Regions from separate parts of the Homo sapiens genome. Here region 2 is linked to region 1. Evidence: read pairs that join two places in POLR2A ChIA-PET (ENCODE). Cell type or tissue: K562. All regions are shown on one strand. Links, peaks and the distances in the headings refer to the core of each region. The heading gives the core; the rest is flanking DNA.

Region 1 (5,800 bases), core at 305-5,304:
CTTCCTTGCTAGCTCAGTCTTTTGCAAACCTTTGAAAATGTTGTCTAGGCCATTTAGAAGGGACATAATAATATTTAAATCAGGGTTTTTCAAACTGCTGATCATAACTCATTAGTGGTTCTCACAAGCAATTTAGTGGGTTCCTAACCAGCACTTCTTAATAAATAGTAGACTAGAGAAAATATCACAGTGCATTGAGAAATTAGAAGTAAATTTTGTTTCATAAAACTTGTTTCAGGGGTGTGTGCATGTACCCTGGGTTGTGATATAACATGTATGCCTTAATGGGATCATAATCAAAAAGGTTTTAAAACCTTGATCATTGCTGGTATAAAATTCTTGTGTAGGAACCCTCAGGCCTTTCCCCTAATTGCTTTAAGTACCCAGCAAGTTGAGCAGGGAGCTGTGAGAACACAAAGGAGAGAGAGCCCTCAATTCTGGGTTTATTTTGGAAAAGTTAACAGTTGTTGGTAGATTCGAGCTGAACTTTGAGAAAAAGATGGAATTTGACTAATAGCAACTGGAGGGAGCTGGAGTAAAGGCCAGATTACGGGGAGAGAGAAGCAACACGGAGCTGTGGACAGAGCAATGAGTTTGAAGATCTGGCTGCTAGTCATCCCTCAGCCCCTCAGCTATGGAACTCTAGTTCCAGGCCTGCCCTGAGCCACTATTTTCTAATCTGTAAGATGAGTATAATCATATTTGCCCCACAAAGTAACTGTAAATTTCAAATGGAAAAAGGTGAATGAAACCACTTTGAACACTAGAAAATACCAAACAAACACAACAGACGTGTTTTCTTTTTCCAGACAAAGCAAAGGTCACAAGTAAAGGTGCAAATGTGGAAAATTATTGTGTGTGCTTGGGGTTAAGTGAGGATTGCAGCTCGGCACATATAAGGTTGGCCAGGGAGGAGAGACTAACAAGATGTGTTCACGGAAATCTGAAAAGATTTTGAGTATCAGGTGAAGGTGTCTGGATTTGACTCAGTAAATAATGAGGAATCAGATGATTTGTAGACATAAGAGTGACATAGTCTTGTTTTAGAAAGAGCTAACAGCAGTGATTAGGGAGAAGTCACGGGGGCCTCAATTATGGTAGTTGCAATGGGAATAGAAAGGAAAAGTATAGATGCCAGAAAACTCTGGCCTCAAATCCATAGAATCTGATGCCGCATTATTGGGGGTACCAGGACTGCAGAGAGAAAGGGCCAGGCAGGTGCCAGTTGTGAGGAAGTAGGAGCCCCAGGTGACTGTGGGGTTCCAGCCCTCATGACTAGAAGTCTGCTTATGCCAGTCAAAGAAACAAGGAAGGCAGAAAGACTACTCTTGTGGGGAGACAATATGTGTGGTTGGTTCCCTGTCTCCAGGTAGAATCCTATTTATATGAACCTGCTCCATTTACCTACTGAGCCAGTTCTTCGAGGTAAACAAGCCACTTGCCCAGCCTTGCCTCGCGGATGGAGTTCTCTAAACCTCTGAGTGAACTTGTTTTTCTCTGAGTGGCTCTCTCATAGGGGGATGCTCTACAATTAATATCCTACTCAAAAATAGGCAGAATACTTATTTTAGTATTTTGTGCTAATTCAGTCTCATCAACTTGTCTTCTATCTGTAGACTTCACTTAAGTTAACCGCCAGGTTAACTGATGTTATGAATACAACATTGATATACCACATCCTACCAATCAAGTTCAGACTCAATCGCCTGGAACAGCACAGAGCATGAGTCAAATAGCTAGGTTCAGATCTTTGTCACCTACTAGCTGTGTGACACTGGGAAAATTACTTGAACTCTCTGAACCTTGATTTCATAATCTGTAAAATGGGGACAGTGACAATGATAATACCTATCTTGCAGGATGTTTGTGAGATTCACACTATTATACTTACCATACATAGCATAGGGCCTAGAAAAATTAGGTCCTTGATAAAGGGCTGCTCTTGTTATTATTATTAAAGGATGTGAGTTGATGGGCCCCACCCTCCTTTACAACCACATGCTGAAGCTTTTCCCTAGTTCTGTGGGATGAGGCTAGTCCTGGTTCTGTCCAAAGAAAAGAGCTTCCAGGGCTGACCTGGCAGGACCCACCTCTTTAGGAGCAAAAAGATTATCACCATCCCTCTCCTTTCAGGTAAGCACCTTTAAGCCCAGCTACAGGCTCTTCAGGCAAAATTACTTTGTTCCAGCTCAGTGATGGACTGAAAATGCTAAGTGTCCCTCACAAAGAATAAACAGGCAAAGATGGGACTGCTACATGCGTGTTACTCCCGTCTGCCAGTAGCTGGGGGCAGAGAGTTGGAGACTGAGGAACGAATAGGTCCCCATGGCTGTAGTCAGCAGAGACCAGGGGCAGCTGGCTTCCTCCTGCCCCAAGATCAGGGGATTCTTGGGAATCTCAACATGCAGTTGAACCCCAGCAGTCACAAAGCAGCAAGATTAGGAGTCAGAAGTTCTGATTTTGAGCCCAGGCTTTGCAGGCTGCATGAGCTTGAACCAGTCTCTCTAAGCTCCAGTTTCATTTGTAAAGTGAAGGAAATGCCCCTCCTTGTTTTTTAACCACAACAGCAACTCCCCCGTACCCAAAGCGTTCTAGACACAATTTCATGAACTCCTAAGACCTTGACAACCCATGATTCTCATATGGTATTCTCCATGTTTTTTAATAGGCTTGGGAAGTAGAGTTCATTTTTTAGCTTTTCCAACCAAAACTATATTGCACAATGGAAGTGCTTATAACAAAGTATTCTGTAAGAATTTGGCTTTTTATTGGCCAAACAAAAGATACTTTCTTAAAAAAGGAGTATACATTCACTCATGGTTTTATATGAAAAAAAGAGATGCCTAGCCCTCTGTTTTACACTTGGAACCTATTTTCTAGAAATATGGTGCACTTGTCATGGTTTTTATCCTTACAAATTCAACATAATGTAATAGCTCTGTTTGATGGCATATAGTAAATAAAGGTGCTTTCTTAGACTCCCAGGAAGTAAATAATTGGCATATTAACTTCCTGTGATTCAATCACAGAAAGCTTACATGAAAATGAAAGAAATAAATGGAATAAAGTCCAACAGACTGCCATCAATAGCTGCTTAACTTCGGGCCGGGCGCAGTGGCTCACGCCTGTAATCCCAGCACTTTGGGAGGCCAAGGCGGGTGGATCACAAGGTCGAGATCAAGACCATCCTGGCAACATGGTGAAACCCTGTCTCTACTAAAAATACAAAAATTAGCTGGACCTGTAGTCCCAGCTACTCAGGAGGCTGAAGCAGGAGAACAGCTTGAACCTGGGAGGTGGAGGTTGCAGTGAGCGGAGATCGTACCACTGCACTCCAGCCTGGCGACAGAGTAAGATTCCCTCTAAAAAAAAAAAAAAAAATTACTGCTTAACTTCTTATCCAGCTTTCGACTGAGCTGGTTTTACCCTATTTCTGATAGAAACAAGGAAGCAATCTTACCTCACTTATGATATGCCAGAACTCATCTTTTTATGAGATAATTTAAATTGATTGTCACCTTACAAATATATTTTTCTAATGGCATCCCCCGTATCATCTTGGTTTTGGAACAATCCTTTCAAAACAGAATTAGAAATAGCTGCTCACTCACAGATCTATAAAATACATCTCAAGTATTTGGAAGAGAGGGTTGAAAATATAGCTGTCCCAAGTCTATCAGAACAACTGTGGATGAGTGGGGGCAGGGGACAATATTGGTGGTCTTTTTGTTATAGCAAAGGGCAAGAAGCATTTCTCTCTCCTTACAGGTAAGGAAACTGAGGATCAGCAAAGCTAGGACTAAAACCCAGGGCACAGGATTCCCCTATCCGGGTGCCCTTTCCTTACCCTGTGCTTTATAACTCTGGACCTTAAAGAGATGTAGTTCCCATCTAATTTCTGGTTTAGCCAAAAATGCCTGCATTTTCTTATGCCAGATTCTGTTTGGGGGAAGATAGAATTTCATTTTTATTCCTCCATTTATCTGTTTCCTTTGGGTTATCTTCTTGATTTCCCCTTTTATCTTTCTCATCATCCATTTGTTAATGCAAACAAACAAAACTATTTCTGCTTCTTTCCCACAACTGCCATCTGATTAAACTCTACATAAGGTCCCTTCTTTATTAAAGCCCTAAGTAATTGGTTGTGATGCTTGTGACGATTACTGGGCCAATACATGGCTACATTCAATGATGAAATATAGCTAGGATGTTTCTTCTGAGAAAAATTTGACCTGTCATCTCGTAGCCTCACAGATTGGTATATTTTGGAGTTGTAGCCACTGCTTCAGTGTATGTCTCCTACCAGGTCCAAGTTAAGATCGTTGAATTGTTAGATGCTTTTTATTTGAGGCTTACATGGTGAGGAGAAAATAGAAAATTCTATTTCCTTTCATCTGCTTCTCTTTTTCTGTCTGAAAAATAGAGAAAAGTTAGACTTGTTCTTGAGCATATTTATTATTTGATAAAATTGACAAGAGTCATCTGAAAAATTTTGTAGAGTTTGAATACAAAGTTCTTACTATTTCTTCTCTCATTTTCTATATAGTTAGTATTTTATTTCTTTCCCTTTTCATTTTAACCAAACTTTTGGTTTTTGTTTTTTTGAGACGGAGTTTCACTCTTGTTGCCCAGGCTGGAGTGCAATGGCACTATCTCGGCTCACGGCAACCTCCGCCTCCCAGGTTCAAATGATTTTTGTGCCTCACCCTCCCGAGTAGCTGGGATTACAGGTGCCCACCACCACGCCCAGCTAGCTAATTTTTTGTATTTTGAGTAGAGATGGGGTTTCACCATGTTGGCCAAGCTGGTCTCGAACTCCTGACCTCAAGTGATCCCCCCCGACTCAGCCTCCCAAAGTGCTGGGATTACAGGCATGAGCCACTGCACCCAGCCTAACCAAAGGTTTCATAAAAATAATATTAAAATAGAACAGAAAATACGCATACTACAGAAAAAGAAACAAGACTTTAGAATGATTATTTTTAAGCTTATTTTCTGCAACATCAAGAATCAGTTTTCTCTAGCAGTTAGCTCAGCCTTTATTTCATTAAGAATAATGGGAAAATTTAAGGAGGTTTCCATTTGAGTAAAGTTTTGGTTTTCATCCTCTCCCTCCATTGTTTAATCATCTGGACTACAGTTCTTTTTATAGAATAATCTTCTTTTAGCCAAGTGAAAAGGCAAAAGTATTTTTTCCATAGGTTTTTTATGCTGAGAGAGTTTCAACTGGCATATTGGGAGAAATCTATATTCAGGTAAGAATATATATATAAGGCTGGGTTTGTCTGTGCTTGGGCCCTCCTACGAAGTCTAGGGAAGAGGGAATTGTTAAAACTGGACCTAGGTCTCTTTTCCCTTTAGCTTAATTAAAAAAAAAATCTTTGCATTCAGTAGCTTTAAAGAGGACATTTATTTTCCTCCTTCTATAGACAAGCTGTATTAGGGTGGCATATGAATAAATGAGATCCTTCTTTGACCTGATAGGGACTCCAGTTCACTAATGTCTGTCCTTTCTCCACCTTCCTACTTGTTCAGATTGGAATCCATTCTCCACTATTTCCATATCACCCTTGCAAACAGTCTGGATTCCATCATCTTTTTGTTATACCCATCTGGAAAAACCCTAACCAGAGATGAAGGCAACATGTTGCTTTTGGGCACACTATATCTGCATAGATGAGCCCTGTTGGAGAGATTTACACACCTGCAGAGACTGGTTCCCTTATCTATTATTGATCAACAACTTCAGATAGACCCATACTACCCAACTATCCTGCTTTACCTCTCTCATCATTTTTAT
Region 2 (5,800 bases), core at 343-5,342, 170 kb after region 1:
CAAAAACAAGCAATGGGGAAATACTCCCTATTTGAGAAATGGTGCTGGGAGTGTTGGCTAGTCATACGCAGAAAATTGAAACTGGACTACTTCCTTACACCATATATAAAAATTAACTCAAGATGGATTAAAGACTTAAATGTAAAACTCAAAACCATAAAAACTCTAGAAGAAAATCTAGGCAATACCATTCAGGACATAGAGAGAGGCAAAGATTTCATGACAAATGCATTGCCAAAAGCAGTTGCAACAAAAGCAGAAATTGACACATGGGATCTAATTAAACTAAAGAGCTTCTACACAGCAAAAGAAACTATCATCAGAGTGAACAGGCAACCTACAGAATGAGAGAAAATTTTGCAATATATCCATCTGACAAAGGTCTAATATCCAGAGTCCACATGGAACTTAAATAAATTTATAAGAAACAAACAACCCCATTAAAAAATGGGAAAAAGACATGAACAGACACTTCTCAAAAGAAGACATACGTTGGGCCTGGTGGCTCAAGCCTGTAATCCCAGGACTTTGGGAGGCCGAGGCAGGCAGATTACCTGAGGTAAGGAGTTCAAGACCAGCCTGGCCAAGATGGTGAAACCCTGTCTCTACTAAAAATACAAAAATCAGCCAGGCATGATGGTGGGTGCCTGTGATCCCAGCTACTTGGGAGGCTGAGGCAGAGAATTGCTTGAACCCAGGAGGCAGTGGTTGCAGTGAGCCGAGATCACGCCACTGCACTCCAGCCTGGGTGACAGAGCTAGACTTCGTCTCAAAAAAAAAAAAGACATACATGCAGCCAACAAATGTTAAAAAAAGCTCAGCATCACTGATCATTAGAGAAATGCAAATCAAAACCACAATGACATACCATCTCACACCAGTCAGAATGACTATTATTAAAAAGTCAAAAAAACAACAGATGCTGGCAAGGTTGCAGAGAAAAAGAAGTGTTTTCACACTGTTGGTAGAAATGTAAATTAGTTCCACCACTGTCAAAGGCAGTGTGACAATTCCTCAAAGACCTAGAGGCAGAAATACCATTTGACCCAGCAATCCCATTACTGGGCATATACCCAAAGGAATATAAATCATTCTTTTATAAAGATACATGCATGTGTATGTTCATTGCAGCACTATTCACAATAGCAAAGACATGGACTCAACCTAAATGCCCATCAATGATAGATTGGATAAAGAAAATGTGGTACATATACACCATGGAATACTATGCAGCCATAAAAAAGAAGGAGATCATGTCCTTTGCAGGGACATTGATGGAGTTGGAGGCCATTATCCTTAGCAAACTAACACAGGAACAGAAAGCCAAACCAAACACTGCATGTTCTCACTTATAAGTGGGAGCAGAATGATGAGAACACATGGACACATGGAGGGGGAACAACACACACCGGGGCCTGTCAGGGGAGGGGGTGGGGGAGAGAGAGCATCAGGAAAGATAGCTAATGGATTCTAGGCTTAATACCTAGGTGATGGGATGATCTGCGCAGCAAACCACGATGGCACACATTTACCTATGTAACAACCTGTATATCCTACACATGTACCCCTGAGTTTAAAATAAAAGTTGAAGAAGAAAAAAATAAAAAAGAAAACGTTGGTTGGAACGTTTATAAACATTTCATTTCATAATATGCAAATCTGAACCCTACAGCAGCGAGATTATCATAAACTCAAGTCTCCATTGAACACTAGGCATAGTGGTTTAGCCCACAGACTCTGGAGCCAGACTTCCTGGATTTGAACCCTGGCTTCCTCGCTTGTCAACTGTACGGCTTTGTGCTGGTTATTTCACCTCCCTGTGCCACAGCTCTCAGCTTTCCATGCCTATAATGACAATAATAACATTAGTACCTGCTTCACATTGTCTCTGTGAGACTTAATGAGTTAAAAATGTATAAAGTTCTTAAAATGGTAAATACTAACGAGGCTTTTGAGAAGAATAATATGCCACATAATAAGTCATTTCAAGTTTTCAGTAATAAAATAGTGCTTATATCCTTTGAACCACAGATTTATCCTGTTGCCTTTCCCCATCTAAGAACTGTCCTATTTTTCATGTGAAAAAGAAACAATGGAAATTTAGAAAGTAACAAAAAAAATATTCACTGGCAAGTTACACAATATTCAAATGTAGAAATGAGAGATTGTTCAGTTTGGAATATTTTATGGGAAAATATTAGATAGGAACTAAATATAACTTAGCCTAATCACACATGGTCTCCAGGCCTAGGGACACATTGACATTTTTTTTTTTTAAAGAAATTTCTTTATTTAAAACTGCATTTTTTTTTTCTGTGAAACTACACAAGTTTACAAGTGAGGAGAGAACTGCCCCCGGCCCATGCCTCCCACCCCCCAACCCATCACATTTCCAACCTGTCCCCAGTCCTGCCCGGATCTTTAATGGGAGGGGTTCCCCACTCTGACAGTCTTGTAAAATCCTGAGAATGTCTGAGGGGATCAGATGGTAGGGTTCAGGGCTGAGGATGGGACAGTGTTGATGTTACTTTTCCCCCACATCTGGCTTTTTGCAACCTCCTCCCTCTCCCTACCCCTTGATTTTGGTGTGACAAAAAGATACCTCATTTATGCGGAAATTGAGGAAGATACATATACAAGCACCCCAACCCATAATTAACATATTTGGCAATAACTCCCTTCCCATTCTTCCCCCTCCAATTTTCAAATAGAGTTTTTTAAAAAATTAAAGACATGTCACTCACAGGGGAAGATGGCATCTTCAATTTCCTCAAAATTACTGAGTCCAGCCCTGCCCAAGGGTTGTGGGAAGAAGGGGGATGAGAGGCCAGCAGGGCAAGCCCTTCACTGCCTCCACATCAAATGCGGCAGAAACCTGCCTGCATGAACAAAGAACACCTAATGGATTTTAGGGGGCAAAGCTTGGTGCCCTGTAAAATTTACTTCCTGATGGACAGGCCTGGAGCCAGGGGGGCCTCTTTACCAGTTCTGTTTGTCCCCCTTTCTCTTACCAGAACCCCTTTGGCTATCACCCCTAATATGGGAAAGTAAGAAATAAAAAAAAGACAAGAAATCAACATATTTATTTAAAAAAAAAAAACAAGCTACTTCCCCAAACTAAATTAAAAATTAAGAACCACCACCACCAACAACAACAACAACAAAAACAACAACAACAACAAAAACAGATGGATCCCAGGGTTTCTTTTTCTTTCTTTAAAAAAAAAAAAAAAAAAAAGTTCAACCCCAAAGCCCAGTCAATAATTCCCTAAAGTAGCAGAAACTCCCTCCGAGGTAGATATCTGAGTCAGACACTCTCGTCCACCAAGCGATTCTATTGGTTTAAGATGAGCTGCGTATGAGGTAAGTAAGCTGTCTGGAGGGGCAGGGGTGGGGATGCATGGGGGCGTGTCCCATGTCCTCTGTCCAGAAGTCATGTCCCCATTTTTGGCATCTCTGATTGGGCAGGGCTGGCGTCTCCAGATTCCAGAGCCTACAAGTGGGGTGGGGAAGGGAAAGTGGGGGAGCCCAGGAGAGAAACAGAATAGTTGCAAGTGGGAGTATGTGTGTGTGAGGTGTGGGAGAGGGAGAGAGAAAGACAGAGGAGAAAAAGGGGTCTGAGAAAATAGGTTTCTGGGTATGTGCATGTTTCTGTGTAAGAAAGAAAGCGAGAGAGGAAAAAGTTGGAAAAAAGGGAGAGACAGACCCCACACTCCCCTTAGGGGCCCCATTCTTCCTGCCATGTAATTAGCACCCCCAGCACAGACAGTCTCATTAGGGAGCGGATGACCCCATTGGCCCTTCTCTGTCTTGTGCTTCTCCTGTATTGGGGTTTGTCCTCTGGAAGCCTGCGTCCTCTTCAAGAGTCGCCTTGTGAGAGCCCCCACCCCTGTGACCCTGAGGGGCAAGATCAGTTGGAGGTATCAGAGTGAACACTCCCTGGTCCCTCCGTTGGGGATGTCACTGAAGAGGGGGTCACAGCCTCTTGCCAGCTGCCATTTGCCCTCATTTCCCGTGGGCTGTACATCTGGCCTCCCCCGAGGTTATCCCCATAGCCCCCTGGCCCCATCGAGCGTCGGAGTGATGCCACCTGGGAAGCAGAATAGGAATCTCCGTTGAGCCCAGGCATCCCCAGAAACATGTCTCCAGATCCTGAGATATTGAAAGAGCCGCCAGAGCCTGCAGAGGAAGGGGGTGTCGGGGAGCTGGTGCTGCTGTGGCCCCCCTGGGTGACTGACACGGCTGTCTTGACAGCATAGATGTTTGCCTCCTCTTGGAACTTTCCGATGTTTTTCTTATAGCGAATCTTCTTGTTGCCAAACCGGTTGGAGACCTGAGACACGGTGATGCCACACTTCTTGGCAAGCTCCTCCTTGGCCTCCTCACTAGGATATGGGTTACTCAGGTGGGAGTAGAAATACTCATTTAGGACCTCAGTGGCCTGTCTGCTGAAGTTACGGCGCTTTCGTCTGGCATCCAGGAAACGGGAGCGCAGCATCATCATAGCCTCGCAGGTGCTCTGCTTCAGCTGCATCTGGATGGCGCTGAACTTTCGATGGATGATGCTCACCATGCGTTCCATCTCTTTGGGGGCCACGGGCCTGGTGCGGCTCTGCTCCCTCAGCAGGTTCATGACATGGGTCGTGAACTCATTACATGCCTGCTCATACTTCTCCAGTTCCGAGTGGTATATGTGACGGATCTGGGCAAGTTTGCTGCGATAGTCCGAGTGTTCGATGGAGTTGTCAGGGGACACGCCACCACCAGAGGCTGCAGCGGCTGCAGCTGCTGCTGCTGAGCCGCCCCCTTTCTCGGGCCCAGCCACACCCTCTGCCAGAAGCATGTTGTCCAAGCGCATCAGCTGTGGGTCCACCGGCTCCTCCTCCTGGGAGCTCCGAATGCTGAGGCCGGTTTTCTCCTTGATTTCACACAGGACGCTAAAGAGAGCAGGCTTCATTCGGTGGCAGTTTAGGGCGTGTTTCTTGGCCTGGGCCTCGTCCAGGCTCTGGTCGGTGATGGTCATTATCTGCTGCAGAATGTCCCCGATGTCTTGCTTCCCTCGGCCTCCCGGGAACCCCCCGCTACCCCCACCGGGGTCTCCGCCACCAGGAGGCTCGCCAGGGCCCCCAGGCTCCCCACTCACCAATCCCAGGCCCCCCCCGGGCCCCGCCTGGAGGAGGCGGCCCCAGTAGCCGTTAGTCCATAGCTGGGGGGGGGCCCTGAGGCCCCCTCCCTGCTCAGCCCCTCCCCCCGCTTGGTTACTTCTCCCCACAAACTCGCTGGGGCCGCTGCTCCCTCCGCCCCAACCCCCGCCCGTCTGCCCCCGGCTCTCGGCTCCCCCGGGGGTTCACCCCGGCACTGAAGGGAGACCTGGGATACCGGCTGGGCCCCCCACAGGAGACCCCGGCCCCCGGCGGCGGAGAAAATGGAGCCGGAGAGAGAGAGGAGGCCCAAGCGGGAGTGTGTGTCCACATTGACATTTTGTGTTGGTGGGTATGCAGACAAGTGTGTATGAGTACTTTTGTATATCCTGGGCAATAAAATTTCAAGATTTTGCTATTTTAAATTGCTGAATTGAAAAAATAGCTATTTCTGGGTCATATACCATATTTGCTTGGATATCATGAACCCTTTGTTAGCAGACAGATTTTCAGTGTATGGCCAGATTTAAAGGACTCTTTTTGGGTATTGGTGAATTTACACTGAGGATTTCATGTTCCACTGCAGGCACCTTCTTCTCTGACCTCTCTCTGACTTAAAGCTTTGTCCCCAGTCTCTCGCTGGGTCTCTTCCTCTTACT

The links. Peaks named below come from ENCODE experiments on the same cell type or tissue, not always from the same donor. Only the 100,000 strongest peaks of a DNase experiment are listed, where the experiment ranks them.
Region 2: POLR2A ChIA-PET joins it to region 1 with 6 read pairs; 2 of 35 experiments call an interaction of 5 or more read pairs at or near these places.

The regions. Positions count from the first base shown.
Region 1 is chr3:143,345,598-143,351,397 of GRCh38, reverse strand. All of the region lies in intron 14 of SLC9A9 (solute carrier family 9 member A9), which reads left to right. SLC9A9-AS1 (SLC9A9 antisense RNA 1) reads right to left here. Exons shown (of 4, transcript NR_048544.1): 4 at 4,327-4,412. Among named protein-coding and RNA genes, the nearest start is that of SLC9A9-AS1, 6.3 kb to the right of the region's middle. In K562, for the core only: a CTCF peak has its summit at 2,282; a DNase peak (open chromatin) is centred at 2,297.
Region 2 is chr3:143,175,730-143,181,529 of GRCh38, reverse strand. It overlaps the pseudogene PBX2P1. Among named protein-coding and RNA genes, the nearest start is that of CHST2, 59 kb to the right of the region's middle. In K562, for the core only: no CTCF peak of the experiment used is centred there; a DNase peak (open chromatin) is centred at 3,391.